Linked DNA regions of Homo sapiens: region 2 is linked to region 1. Evidence: chromatin loops called from intact Hi-C (ENCODE). Cell type or tissue: B cell. All regions are shown on one strand.

Region 1 (8,000 bases):
GAGGATAGAGCTATGTATAAGACACATTGCCTGGCCTCATACAGTTTACCTTCTAGTGGTAAAGAAGGCAGATTTAAAAAATATCAAATGAATAAATGCACATGTAATGTGATGACCAGCACCAACACAAGTGTAAAGAAAAATAAAGCAGACAAGGAGATAAAGAGTGGGTGGACGGGGAGGCAGAAAGCACTATTTTTAGATGGAGTTATCAGGAAAGATCTTACTGTAATGACATTTGGACTGAAAAACAAATGAAATGAAGAGAGTCGCCTTGTGGAGGGTGTTTGAGGTACAGGGAACCGCAGACACAAATGTGTCTAGGTTGACAGTGAAGTCTGGGAAATGATCAGAAACTAGATCATGCAGGAATATGGCAAAAACTTTGAATTTTACTCCAAGTGGATAGGAAGCCACTGAGGGAATTTGAGCCAGAGAATGGCATAGCTTCCCAGTTCCACAAATAACTACAGGCACATTGATGTGTGTTGAATTGTTGGAAATCTGTACAGTAGATATACAAATGTAGTAATTGACTTTGTTTACCTTCAACTTTTATTTTACGTTCTGGGGTACATGTGCAGTTTATTAAATAAGTAAATGTGTGCCATGGTGGTTTGCTACACAGATCATCCCATCATCTAGATATTAAGCCCAGCATCCATTAGATATTCTTCCTGATGCTCTCCCTCCCGCCAGCCCCCACTGTGACAGGCCCCAGTGTATGTTGTTCCACCCCCTCCACCATGTGTTCATGTGTTCTCATCATTCAGCTCCCACTTATAAGTGAGAACATGGAGTGTTTGGTTTTCTGTTCCTGCATTAGTTTGCAGAGGATTATGGCTTCCAGCTCCATTCATGTGCCTGCAAAGAACACGATCTCATTCCTTTTTATCATTGCTTAGTATTCCATGGTGTATATGTACCACATTTTCTTTATCCAGTCTATAATTGATGGGCATTTAGATTGATTCCATGTCATTGCTATCATCCGTAGTCTTGCAGCAAACATACGTATGCATGTATCTTTGTAATAGAATGATTTATATTCCTTTGGGTGTATACGCAGTAATGGGATTGCTGGGTCAAATGATATTTCTGCCTCTAGAAAGAAATGAGGAGTCGCCACACTGTCTTCCACAGTGGTTGGATTAATTTACACTTCCACCTACAGTGTAAAAGTGTTCCTTTTTCTCCACAACCTTGCCAGCATCTGTTGTCTCTGGACTTTTTAATAATACCATTCTGACTGGCGTGAGATGGTATCTCATTGTGGTTTTGATTTGCATTTCTCTAATGATCAGTGATGTTGAGCTTTTTTTCATGTGTTGGCCACATGAATGTCCTTTTGAGAATTGTCTACTCATGTCCTTTGCCCACTTTTTAATGGGTTTGTTTGTTTTCTTGTAAATTTGTTTAAATTCCTTGTAGACTCTGGGTATGAGACCTTTGTCAGATGGATAGATTGCAAAAATGTTCTCCTGTTCTGTAGGTTGTCTGTTCACTCTGATGACAGTTGCTTTTGAATAGCTAACCTTTTATTGAGCATTTATTATACACCAACCTCTATTCTAAATATATGGATAATCTCATTTAATCTTTCTATGAGATAGATACTCCATACAAGTTAGATTTTACAGGTAAATAAACAAAGACTCAAAGTAATTTACCCAGCGTCTTCAGCAATTAAGTAGTGGGACCCAAGGAGTTGAAACTAGCCTTTCTGCCTACTCATGCATGTAATCATAGTTTATTAGCCTAGGTTATTAGCCTATTGATTAAGCATTGCAGTACCAGTTGTTACTATGTATGCAAATATATTATATAAAATGCATGTGTTAAAACCCTTATGCAGAAAACCACATGTAGTGAAGACTTTAAATCAGGATTCTGTTTCTGTTTCTGTTTTTTAAAATGATGTTATTTTTAAATACTTTTATTGTTAAAAATAATACAAGTACATTTTAAATCTCCACCCTTGATTTAATAGGGGAAATATTCAACCCAATTGAGTTTTGAATCACTAGTAATTTATTGTAATTGTTGAATTTTTTGCATTAACTTAAACATTTAGCCAGTTGCAATTTTTGTTAGGTTATTTGAAACCTCGTGTTTTAATAATTCAGTGACTATGAGTAATTATGATATTAGAAAAAATGCTGGAGTTCGGTCATCTTGATCTGAGTGCTTCTTTAAAATTAAGACTCTGAATGTCCAGGATGGGATCCTTGAGTTTCTTCTACCTGTTTTTCATTCACTTCAATATGTGCCATGCCAGTCACTGAGAATCATCACTAGGAGAGCCTAGTTATTCTCCGTACATTCCCAAAATAAGTTTGCTACTTTCCTATAAAAATAAGGTTGTAAGTGATAGTTATGTGTCTAAGACATCCCACAACCCTGGTAGCAGAGGGCCAGCTCTAGTCTGATCTTTCTTAGGAAAGGGAGGAGCAAGCCTGGGTGAGGTCCTAGTGAAAGTGGGAAGCAGCTGGTTGCCTGATATGAGGAAGAGGCAGCTCTGCTACCAGTGGAACATTTGACTTCCACAGCAATAGTGGAAGAGGATCCTGGGCAGTAAATGTCAGCCTAGAAAAGGTCTAAAGCAGAAAAACTTCATGAATTCCAGAGGCTGGCTGACAAGGGAGCAGTTATGTCTAAAAGTTCCATCTTATAGTTTTATGTTTTTGAAGTAGCTGTAATACCCAAATTATTATGTCTGTATCAATAAATGGGGACCTGTCTATATTTGAAGTTAGTAACCCAGTCTGCTATGTATGTGAACTGTAATTTCTCTTAAATTCCTATTACTCTTATACCTCTTCTTTAAAAGGGACCTCAACAAATGATTAAAATGCTTTCTACCGTGAAGAATTCCAGTTTTTTATATTCCAAATGCTGGATGTACCAATATTGTTTGAGGAAATTTTATGTTAATGAATAGACCGTAATTGTGCCATCAGTGGCTCTAAAGTCACAAGTAAATTAGTTATTTAAAATCAGGTGTCAGATATGGGTGGAATGAAATTTGTAGCTATAAAACATGTGATTTTAACGGTCCCAATTTTATTGGCTCCATAATGCCCTTTTATTTTTCGTTTTTGTTTAGTCAGCACAAGCTGGCCTAGAACTGTTTCTGGACAGAAGTTCCTTTTCCTCACACTATGTGTGACAAGTGAAACTCCAAATAAAACTTGGGATTTATTGCTTTAAAATGCCACCGCTCTGCAAACACATTACAGGTGCCACATCAACAGTAGTGGAAATCACAGCTCCTCTGGTAAACCCCATTCTGCAGGAAAGCATTGTGGAGGAAAAAAATAGAGATGCATGGTCTATTGTTGAGGTCACTTGTTTCCATTTAATCCAGAATCTGTTTGGCTCACAAAGCACTAATTGACATGTGATGAGCTTCCTGAATAGTCTGTGAAGACACAAGAATAAAAGGGATTGGTACCAATTGTGATAATGAGGCCAGTGTCCCTTTATCAATAAGCAGAAATGTCACACTATAAATGTGCACTTAGGGGATAATTCTGGTAACTACAATTAAGACTGTAATTTTAAAAGTTGTGTTTGATCTTTTTCAAAGAACAGATCTCCTTTCAATACAATTAGAATATTTATATCCCACTTTCCCCAAAAGATCTGCCTACGTATCTATCTTTAGAGCCCTCTGCTGGAAGCGTGGAGTATATATATTCATTATACCCAAGATCTTGATTACTTGGAGAAATATGATAACTTCAAAACAATATGTAATGTCTTAGCAAAGCTTTGCATGTTCGACCCGGTTCTGATAGAGTAACAGGTTCCCAGTAATTAAGGTTTTTTTTTGTTGTTGTTCAGAATTTAAATGGTAACCAACATGACTATATCATTTGATGAGATAACAGAATACCATTTACCAAAAATTGGTAATACCTGAAATGGAGAGAAACCTACGAATGAAATGCATGCATTAAAATGTATGAATGATGTGGAAGTATATACATTTGTTTTTCTCTTTACCTACCTAATTCAGTTATTTATTTATATTTCTGCTTTATCCCATGAGGGACATTAGACTATGTAAATGCAAAGGGCTTACATCTAGTGAATGGCCTTTTCAATGAAATTTTAAATTGAATGTTTCCTGCATGTGTTTCCTAAAAACCTACAGTCTGAGAACAAATGAAGTGTTGCAACTAAAGACAGCTTCTTTATGAAGTTGGGTCTCTTTATGTTATTTGATTTCAAAATCAATCTTAAGAAAGTGTCGGCAGTTTGACAGGATGGCCATAATGAATAGAGCACTCTTGTTCTCAGAAGTGAGACAAGATTAAATAGCCACGCTAGTTGAAAATCTCTGGGGTAAATCTTGAAAATCTTTAGCCTGTTTATTTTCAGTAAATCTTAAAAATTGGTATCCTGTTTCACTGGTATGAAATGATACATTACTTGTGAAAAAAAATTCTACCCAATAAATCATAGCGATTTGGGATTAATTTGGAAAGCTCAAGAGCTCCGGTTTAAAATTGCACCTGGCTAGCAAATTGCGTACCTAATAGACAATTTCCCACTGAAGTACTTTTGAAAACTGACAAAACCTCAGTCACAGAAAAATAGAACTGAAATCTCTCTTTGGCAAGAATCTGGAAGCATCTTCTACTATCATTAAGACTAATAGAGTATTAGGCCCATTTATGTGAGGCCTACCTGAAATTAGGTAGGAAATATTATCATCCTTCCTCTACCATCTTCCTGGTGATTAAAAAAAAAATAAAAAAAGATTTATACCACTTAGAAAATTGGGCATTTATCCTTTACTGCATAGTCTCTGCTTTTTGCAGCACTATGATATTCTTCTCCACTCCCAGGAGTCCTTTCCACATCCATCTGAAGACTGCGGGTCCTAGAAATACCTGGACAAAAAGTTGGTGGGGATTAGTGAGACTGTGCTACATCCCAGGTGGTGGATTCTCTTTAAGCACTCAGCAGGGATGGAGACAGGAGCTGCTGGGCTGTGGTGCTTCCTGGGACTGTGGTTTATCTTCATACATTGTCTGCTGTGTTGGACAGTAGGAGTTCATTCCATTGCAGCCATTGCTAGACCCAGGAGTTTAATCAGCAACTGCAGACACCAAGTTTTCATCCACCCACTGACCCAAGAAGGAGATTCAGCCACCCAATTTGTGGACAGCCAGTGAAGCCAGTGGTGGTCCACACATCCTGGTTTCCTGCAAAATTCTTCCTCTGGTTTCATAGTACATAAACGAATAATAACAAATTAACCATATACCTCTGGAAGAATACTGCAGAACAGTTTTCAGTCTGAAAACTCAGGGAAGAACACACCCTTAAATTATTTGCTAGTGTCTTAGTCCATTCAGGCTGCTGAAACAAAATATCGTAGACTGGGTGGCTTACAAACAACAGAAATGTATTTCTCACAGTTCCAGGGTGTGGAAAGTTCAAGATCAGGGGGCCAGCAGATTCAGTGTCTGGTTAGGGCCTGTTTCCTAGTTCATAGATGGCACCTTTTCATTCAATCCTCAAGTGGTGGAAGGGGCAAGGGGTTCCCCTTAGCCTCATTTGTAAGGGCACTAATCCCTCCTAACAACCCCAACTTCTAATACAATCACCTTGGGGGTTAGAATTTCAACATATGAATTGGAGCCAGGGGAAGCAACACAAACATTTTGACCACAGCAACTAGGAAAAACAGAAAAAGTTTGGAAAATTATGTTGTCTACAGGATGCAAGGTGGTAGACTATGAAAGCAGGGCAAGAAAGTCATAGTAGAGTCTGGGCTTAGATTACAAGGAAAAGTGTTAGAAAGGAGATGGATGAGGTAAGGAACTATAAGAACAATTGAAAATGCAATGGCATAAAGTTGCACTTGACTATAGAGAACAGAAGTGAGATCGTGAATATTTTGCGTGTTGTGCAAGACTAACTTGAGCTCTCTCAATGCAAAAGAAGACAGAGCTATAATGATGAGATAAGATGACAGATACTCGCAGAAAAAAGAGAACTTAAGCATTATAGGTGTTCATTATAGTTAAAGAGAACTAGAAGAGGAGAAATTACCAAAAAATTGGAGAAAAATGTCCTAATCCAAAAAAATTATGACTATGCATATCAAAAGGACTTACCATGTTCCATTTAAGATTAGGAGAAAGAGGCTATAACTAGACATATCTGGGCAGCATTTTTTAATGAAAAGTACAATCTGTACGTCACCCAGGCTTCCCCATCTCATAAGTATAAATGAAAACGTATTACTTTTCAATAATTATTATTTAATAATAATGTATCCCTGCAGACTTGTGGCCCCATTGCCTTACTGCTTAGAGGCAGAACCTCAGCAGCACTTTCTAGGGTAGTCTTTCCTGTGTCTCTGGGGAAGTTCTTGCTCCAGGTTTGGTCCTTGCCTGCACCTCCACCGTAAGCCTTTTATTGAAGGTGTACTAATAATTGAACAGTATTCCAACTCAGAGAATATTACGGGAGGCTACCAGACATGATATCTTTCAGAGCCTAAAACCCAGTCCCAAGCCCAACATCAAGGAGCCCCTTAAAGGACCACTGCCCTCTTAGCTCATGGTCTGAATCCTGGTGGTCATGCCTGGCTTTCCTCCACTTCCCAGAAGTGCTCACCAACCTTCCTTAGTCTCCTTAGAGGCCAAACCTCATGTCTTTTTTCTTTTTAACCTTGAGACAGGGTTTCGCTCTGTTGCCCAGGATGGGGTGCAGTGGCATGATCTTGGCTCACTGCAACCTCCACCTCCCGGGTTCAAGCGATTCTCCTGCCTCAACCTCCCAAGTAACTGGTATTACAGGCACCCACCACCACACCTGGCTAATTTTTGTATTTTTAGTGGAGATGGGGTTTCACCGTATTTGCCAGTCTAGTCTTGAACGCCTGACCTCAAGTGATCCGCCCACCTTGGCCTCCCAAAGTGCTGGGATTAAAGGCGTGAGCCACCACGTGCGGCCCAAAGCTCAAGTCTTAAAGGCCTAGGGTAAGGAAAAAGTTTAGTTCATCTCTTATGCTAAGAGCTTTTCTTCAAGCCTTCCTTTTATATCCCACAATCTGCCTCCTTGTAATGATGGACTGGGGCATTTTTACTATCTTCACAGAAGTCCATCCCAGCTACCATAAAGGATGGGCCTTTTCCTGTGATCTCAAAGGGACAACCTCATCAGAGTACAAGAGAGAGACAACACAGAGATACACACACACATTCTTACATTGTCCTGTTCTAGATTATAGAGAGAACAAACTCAAAACTTCTCTAAGTCTGGGTGGCTCAATCTTCACTTGAGCAATATCAACTGTATCAGTTAGGTTGGACCCTCACCTGTCCAAGTCCTTTCCGGCAAGACCTTGCTGCAAGACCAGCTTTCCATTAAGAAAGCTTCTCCCAAGCATGTGTGCTGGGCAGGGTGCAGGGGTGTCAGCCCTGGGATGACAGAAGTGGGAGGCTAACTTTCCTCTCCATATTTTTCTCAAGACATCGCTGCCTTTGCCCTGTGTAGATGATAATTGCCTTTCCATCCAAGTGCATGCTGAAACTCCATGTTCTCAGGCGAGGTATCCTTATACACGAGGATAAAGTTTAAAAAATATATATAAGCATACAGGCAGGAGATTTTCTTTTTGACAAAGCGAAAGTAATCCATCTCTACCTAGATTTCTTTAAAACACTGAATTCCAGAATGGAATAATATATAAAGTTGATCTGAGTTTTATACTCATCAAAACATCTTTTACCTAAGAAGTCAACACAAAGACATTATCTGATATACAACAGCTGTAAAAAGATGACACTCATGTACCCATCTTTTAAACATACACACACACACGCAGCCACTATGCAAAGAAAAAACTGGAAGGAAACAAAAATATTTACGGTGACTGTGGGTGCTGACACTCAGTAATTTTTTATTCTTCTTTATATATACCAAAATTTCCATAATGAAATGCATTACTGTTTTAACCACGAACAAGCTAAATA
Region 2 (8,000 bases), 450 kb before region 1:
CTGAGAGGTTTTTCACTTGTACCAGTGAGAGCTGCATCATTAATAGTCTTCAAATTCAGCAAGTTCTGCCTCTAGAGAGCACCAGAGCAGCTACTTATGATTTGTTTCATGACTCTGAAACTATTACTCCCTCCAATGGCTCTACAAAGCCAATATAATGTGCACTTGGATACCTAGTCCCTCATGGCTACTGCACAATGCTTAGGTTGTTTATATTTGGAAGTCAGAAAAACATGTTGCTTGAAAGGCATTAAGATGCATGGGGTCACTTAAAGCTATTGACTATATTTTCATTCTCTGTTGGCACTTAGGGAAGGCATTTCCAGATAAATGTCTTCGGTATGGCTAGTCATTAGTTCTCTAATCTGTAATTTAGACACTGCTGTCAAACTAAAACATCCAGTCCTTTGTTAAGCTCTGTTTTTTATCACTTGCCCTAAGCTATGAGCAAAATGCCTACATTGACAATAACACATTTATTAAATTGCTATATCAACGTATTCACCACTCAGTCCAGCCTAGTGTTGCTATTAAACTTTAGATGTCTCTCCTATGGGCTCTCATATCACCCAATACATATCTTCACCATGTCAGTATTTACTTGCTGGGGAGGTGGCCTTACCCTACACTTGAATTTCTCAAAGCCTGTCTTAAAGACTAGTATCTTTTAAGTCTTTGGTTACATCTAAGTTCCCAGCACTTAGCAGTGTCTGGCATTTGGTAACTCTCATTGTTGAACAGATTGTTGCAAAGTTACTTGTTTTCCTTCCATGGCACCAACCTTAAAGGTTAGAATCACCATTCCAAAATTTCCTTTCCATAAATTTATGTACATCTTTTGAAACTCTGTACTTCCAGCCTTTATCATATCTGAAAATCTGACATGAAAATGTGTCAGCTCAGTTTAATTACTGCAATAGCTTCCTAACTTGAAACAATTTGCCTCCAGTTTCTCCTTCAGGTTACCAATTCTGTTCAATGCATCCAAATTCATGTTCCCTTAAACGTCTTAGATTTTTAATCCCCTAAAATCAACTTGCTGCTCTAAGAATAAAGTATTAACTTTGCACTAGTATTGAAGGCCATCTCTTCCCTTCTCACTAATTTTCAATGAAAATTTTATTTAGATAGTGAGTTGGGGGTCCCCAAGATCATACTGAGGTTCATTGATACACTTGGAATCATAGGACTCAGAAAAGCTGCTATGCTCCCAGTTGCAGATTATAGTGAGAGGATATAGATTAAAATCAGTAAATGGAAAAGGTGTGCAGGGTGAAAATCAGGAGAAACCAGGCACAAACTTCAAGATGTCCTCTCCCAGTGGAGCTGCACAGACAGCACCTAGTTCAGCAACGGTGTTTACCAACACATGCAAAGTATTGCTAATAAGCTCTCTTGAGCCTTGGTGTTCAGGGTTTTTATGAGGGTTCAGTCACATAAATATTCAGTTCCCTCATAACTGACCTTAGCTCCTGAATCTCGTTTCCCAGAGCTTAAACTGTAACAGCAAGGCCTATGGTCTCAGGCATACAAAAGCACTCTTAACAGGTAAGACATCCCAAGGACTCAAGAGATTTTCTTCCAGGAACTGGTGAAGGACAGGTCCTTTCTTTGCAATAAAAAGGATTTGAGCCTTTACTGTACAGAGAGGTCAGTCTACTCCTTATTACTCAACCACATCTTACTCCTTCTTGCCTTCCTGTCTGCCAATTTGAAGTTTTCCTAACCATCTATGGAAATCCTTACTATCCTTAGGGTCAAGCACAAGTCATCCATTTCCATGAAGATTCTCCTCCAATCTCTCCCATATTGCTATGCATAGAGGAAAATGCATCTTTGCCATGCATGGGAAGCTTTTATATATTGCCTTCAAACACCAGTTTACCGGGCATGTCATCTCTGTTACTGTCATGCAGTAAATACTCAGGAAATGAAGGATTACTAATGAGTTGTTAAGGTTTATTCTTCTTTCTTTAATGTAGAATTTCATTTGACCTAAAATTATCCTTCCAATCTTCATAGAATATTTGGTTTTAATATACAAAATTAAATATGCAAGCTCTTATCCATTCTTCATTTCAGATCTCTGGCATATTCTCATTTCTCATTTATCTTTTCACACCAAAGAAATCTAACCTTTTTATAACTTAATCACTTTGACTCTGGTTGCTCCTTTCTGTACTTTCTCTGCCTCGTGTTACTTTTAAAAATTTGATCAAATTTTTAATTTTAAAATATGTGATTAAAAACATCACATTACCTTTGCACCAGGGAAGCATACTTTCATTTACAATAAATTTCCAGTCCTGTCCAGAATTTTCATAGTTTTTCTTTTCACCAAAATTATCAGGGAATGCTATCAATTACTTCTTAGTACTTTTCCTAGGCCACAATAAATAATTTGGAGTCCATCATTCAATATCAGGATAATTGTTAGCTATCATTAATATTGACAAATTAGTATGTTCTAGGGAGTGCTAACTGCTTATCTTAATCTTGACAGTACAAGGAAGCAGGTACTCATTTTCATAGCAACTAAGACATGGTAAGATTAATATGCTAAGCTCTGCAAACTAAGTATGACTCCAGAGTCTGTGCCTTTCACTGCCATGCTACACTGGACTAGCCCAAGACCCTAATCAACAATTTCCTTTTAAAAATCATACCTCCTATGAGTGTGAATTGAAGTGTCTCTGTAATTAGCAGAATCACAATTAAAATAAAGCTTATCCAAGTCAGATTCAGAGAGCTATTTTTTAAAATAAAAATTTAAATTTTAAAATAAAAAATTTAACTTTTAACTATCATTGTGATCACTTTCAGGGCATTTATTTTAAAATGTGAAATAAGCCATAGTGCAGCATTTTCTGGCAACTTGTATCAGTTAATGAGTTTTCTAGAGTATGATTTATTATAATCATTTTGTTGATATGAGATGAAACATGATAGCTTGTGCATATTTTCATATATCAAACAGAAACATATTAGTTTCCTGCCTGTTCCCCACCCCAACACACACTAGTTTTTAATACAAGACACAATGTATTGTGTCCCTGGAGTTGTCTCCCCACCCACCCTGACTCCTGGATTCTTTTTAACGTATTTCAAATGTAATAACAATTTGGTACCATACTAATTATATGGCATTTGTAAAGCCAGTATATGTGGAAAAAAAAAAAAAACCTACATAATAGCAAAATATATGCAGTGTAATTGAACATTACCCTAAAGAGAAGAGAGAAAGCGTATCATATCCTTGTAGGGACATTGATGGGAATTTGATACCAGTTGTAGCAATGCTTGATCTGTGCCATTTCTAACAAGTAATACTCTGTAAAATAAAAGGACTTAGGCTGGGCGTGGTGGTTCATGCCTGTAATTCCAGCACTTTGGGACGCCGAAGTGGGCAGATCACGAGGTCAGGAGATCAAGACCATCCTGGCCAACATGGTGAAACCCCGTCTCTACTAAAACAAAAAAATTAGCCAGGTGTGGTGGCGCGTGCCTGTAGTCCCAGCTACTCGGGAGGCTAAGGCAGGGGAATCGCTTGAACCCAGGATGCGGAGGTTGTAGTGAGCCAAGATTGCACCACTGCACTCCAGCCTGGCGAAAGAGCAAGAAGTGTCTCAAAAATAAATAAATAAATAAATAAATAAATAAATAAATAAATAAATAAAAATTAAAGGACTTAAAAAAAAAGAAACATTAAAAAAAGAAGGAAATGAAAAGGCATAACAAAAAACTAACACAAAAATTGAGTTAAAAAAAAACTTAATGCCAAAACCAAGAAGAGGTCGGAAAGGTATCTGGAAGAACAATTCTCAGCTCCTTCATTCCCCAGATGATGCCAGTAAGTAGGAGATGGCATACTGTTAACTAATGAAAGAAATTCTCCTGGTGAAGTCCTATTTCGCCTTTATCCTTAGAATTATGCAACCTACAGACTTAGCAATCTTAAAAGAAAAAAAATAGATGGGGAAAATAATTGACTTGAATTATATTTATTTTAAAAAGACTGTTTCTAGTTGTTTTGAATGAATCCAGAACCCATAAATTATATCCCAGAATACTGAAAGAATCTGATGAAATAACACGACCTTCGACAGTAAATCTGAGTCAAGATGATTTGGTTGAGGTAGATACAGACAGATAGAAGCTTCACAAGCACAAGAATACTGTTCCCTGGCCTATCCACAGCTTTGAGCATACTGCCTGGCATGTATTAATGGCTTGATAAGTGTCCCTGACAAAATTCCAAAATCTATTTTTTTGAAGTTTGTGGACAGGTAGAAAAGAAAGCAATGGCCACTAGGAGGCAGCATCGATTTATGAAGACTAAGCACGTCTCATGGTTTCCCACTATACAGAGGAATGAAGATCACATCAAAGCATCTGACCAAATCTCACATCAATAATCCCTATAAACAGGATGGAGCATAAGTACTAGATATCTCACAATTAAATGAATTTGTCGCTAGTTTAATGGGAGCACTATGCTATTTAATGGGTATCAATCTAAATGGAGATAGCTTTACCTTATCAACATTTTTTTCAGTATTACATGTAGACAGAAAGGAATTTTTATCAAATTTGCCCATGACTTAAAACTGAGATTCACAGCCCAAGTTTTTTTAAACCCAAAATAAGTAAAATTTAATTTAATAAAATTAAATCTATATGAGGTAATGACTATACAAGTACAGAATGGAGAGGTTCCTCTTTACATGTGAAAGACCTTTGAGTTTACACTTTCAAACTCCTTGAGTCAAGAATATTCGCTGACATAGAAACAAATTTTATTGTACATTTCTTAATACTGTAAACTTACACGTACTTCCCACATAACCTCAATTCCTCATCTATTCTCTTGTAGAGATATGGTAGTCAGTGGGACAGACGCTTAAAAAGCTGACAAGACCTATATTTTTAACTTTTATACATTGGCCTTTGACTACCTGGAATAGTATTAAATAGCTGTTTACGGTTATGTCCTCAAAATCATACCAAATGTTTAAAATGCAGTCTAATGCTACTTTTTACAACCCAAGAAGATAGCTGTTATTATCCTTATCTTGAATAAGATCCTGTGTTTGAAATCAATTCTGTGGGGTTAGAGACTCATCCCAGCAGGTAAGTGCTAGGTCTTTTAATAATTCCACCACTTTCCTTCGCTGTTTAGTGACTATTCCTTTTTGCTCCATTACACAGCTGCTGAACCACAACGAGTAGGGCCCAAGAAAATTTTTAAAGCACCTTAGGTAATTGTAATGAAAACGGCCCACAATGCAGGTTTGGGAACTGCGTTAGATCATCTGAATATTTCTCATCAGGCTTCTGATAGATGCTTGATAGCAGATTTTAAGACTATACTTTCTGATAACAGGCAGTATTGTATAAAAAGCTGAAAGACCTAGTTGAATTTGAGCACTGTTACTTACTAGTGCTACCTCTTACAAGTCACTTGACCCTGCTGAGCCTCAATTTTCCCATATATAAAATGATCATTGTAAGCACTCAGCACCAGGCCTGGCACATGATATGCACTCAATAAATACTACCTACTAATTTTGAAGATGAAGGCCCAGAATATACTAACTATATTGTCAGTTAAGAGTTGCCTTACAACCCTGGCTACTAAATTGTCTGGTTCACATGCCATTACAAAGGGCCTTTACTTTCTCATTCCCATGATGAATCTCAGGTTACACGGCTGAGGAAAATGTTGACATCGTTATTCTGTATTTGCATTAAATACCATTTAAAAGTTGTTTTTATCATACTTATATCTCACATTATTACCTTAAAAATTCCGAAGGATGTTATAAAGTTGTTAAACAGGATGTTTAAGCAAATATTAGTAAAACTTTCTCTCTTGCTCTTCTGGGATCAAGATTTGTAATATTTAGCCAAAACTGTCAGCATGTGAGGCCAAGTTACCAAAGTGCTTTGACATAAAAGCAATGTTATTTTAAACTATTAGTTTAGATAGTATCTTGTCAGTTAAAAAAAAAAAAGTCCCTTTTGCAGTTAATTGCCCTTTCCAAATAACTTTAATGAAAATATCTTGCCAAGAAACATCTCTTTGATTCATTAAGCTGGGTTTAGATTGTGCCTGAGTCACAAAGCACAGAGGTAATTACAGGTTGAAATTGATTTGCGCCTCTTTATAAATAAGAACTGATTATAGAATAAATGTCTCATTAAATATAAAATATTGACACTGTATATTAATTATGTTACTACTCATGGTTGTGGCTCCCTTACAATTCTCATGCAAAAATAAATCCAATTTTAATCGGTTGTGAGAAAACAGTCCACCATGTGCTTGTATCCAGGAATAAAGAATTACATAGATTATCTGGCATATTGTCATCACATCCTCTGTAACTATTCATAAAAACAATAATTCACATTTTGGGAATGCTTTTTCCAACATCAATCAGGAAAATACAGCTTTATAAGGTGTTTCAGATTGCAAGAATACATCACATTAGAAACCCATTATCATGAGGGACAGGACTGGTTTTTATTTGTTTATGTGTAATGTGTTGATATGCCAAGTATTTTGAGAAAAGATCTGACTCTGGACTTCATTTGTACTGTTAGAATGCATTTTTCTTAGCAACTGAACAATGTGTATTCTTATTTAATTTTTGGAATTACTTTACCAATTCAAAATGCCATATACTACAATATTTCATTCACAGTCCCTAAATTTGCCTGTTTGCCTTACCCACTTTCCATCATTTTATTAATAAATTGATTATAAAACATTATACTACAAGTCAAGTACTTATGAATAGCCAATACTAGCTAACTTCTCTAATTCTCCCAGAGACAGCCCTTAACATCAACCAAATAATTCTAGAGAATAGTGCTTCTCCCCTTATAAGGCTGATTTGAGTGAAGATATTTTCCTCCCCCAAAAAGCTATTATGTTTAATAAGTATGAAGTTTAAAATATTTTAAAATATGAATGAAACCCACCTCTAAACTCTCTATAAGGATCTATTCCAGAATTTATACAAATTGTTCATTTTTTCTTATTGAACTTGTATTAAGCCAAGGGTCAGCAACTATGCCTTCAAGCCCAATCCAACCCCCACCTCCATTTTTATAAATGAAGTTTTACTGGAAGACAGCCACTATTCATTTATGTATTATCTATGGTTATTTGTAGGCCACAATAGCAGAGGTGAGTAGCTGTGACAGACCACATGGCCTTCAAAGCCTAAAAGACTATCTGGATCTTCATAGAAAAAGCTTGCCAACTACTATTTTTAAGCACTTTCATAAAAACAAAACAAATAAACTATTTAAATTTGTTTCAATTACAAGGATGTAAATATTTTTCTATGTTCTTCTCATCACAAAGACACACACTTGGGCCTATACATGAGTTGATCAGAAATTTTATGGACTAGCCTGAATATCTAAACACTACTTACATTGTTTCTTTCAATTATTTAAAAAACTGAGTTGACGTCTTCTGAAATCAGGTTTATGGATAATGAATCATGGAAAATTGCTGACAATAATAGCTAGCACTACTTCAATACAAACTTAGAGTTTATTTACTCACATTTATAAACTAACTTTAACATTAGAAATTCTCCAATTCTTAAAAATTAAAAATTGAAGACTACATGGAATCAATTTTTTTCAAATATACTGTCTGTAAAATTCAACATTAATGTGTTCATATTACTTTCATACCTAACCAATTGGGCATCAAGAGACTTTACTAATCATCTCTGTCAATTCTACCATTCCTAGTCATTCTTAATATTCAAGTTAGAATTTTGGGCCAATCTATCAAAACCTTGTTAGCATTTTTGCTTTTCTCAAGCAAACACATTTTTACCTACCCACACCTCTCAGTGCTAGGGAGCAACTTTTAGAAGCACTAGCAAACTACCACCAGTGGAATCGGATAAATGCCAATGATTCAGATAACTCCAGCAAAGATTTACCCTCCTGTGATTTTCCTAAACATCAGG

The links. Hi-C counts contacts between places; a loop is a spot of excess contacts. Peaks named below come from ENCODE experiments on the same cell type or tissue, not always from the same donor. Only the 100,000 strongest peaks of a DNase experiment are listed, where the experiment ranks them.
Region 2: it touches region 1 in a loop (5-fold over the local background); 21 of 110 quality-filtered maps call a loop at or near these places.

Annotation. Positions count from the first base shown.
Region 1 is chr7:117,746,469-117,754,468 of GRCh38, reverse strand. All of the region lies in intron 12 of CTTNBP2 (cortactin binding protein 2), which reads left to right. Among named protein-coding and RNA genes, the nearest start is that of CFTR-AS2, 100 kb to the right of the region's middle. In B cell, a CTCF peak has its summit at 3,694 (motif pointing left); no DNase peak of the experiment used is centred here.
Region 2 is chr7:118,192,378-118,200,377 of GRCh38, reverse strand. It overlaps LSM8 (LSM8 homolog, U6 small nuclear RNA associated), which reads right to left. Exons shown (of 4, transcript NM_016200.5): 4 at 1-8,000. Among named protein-coding and RNA genes, the nearest start is that of LSM8, 12 kb to the right of the region's middle. RefSeq lists an enhancer at 4,291-4,350. In B cell, CTCF peaks have their summits at 4,109, 4,309 (motif pointing right) and 5,564; a DNase peak (open chromatin) is centred at 4,317; H3K27ac peaks cover 307 bases.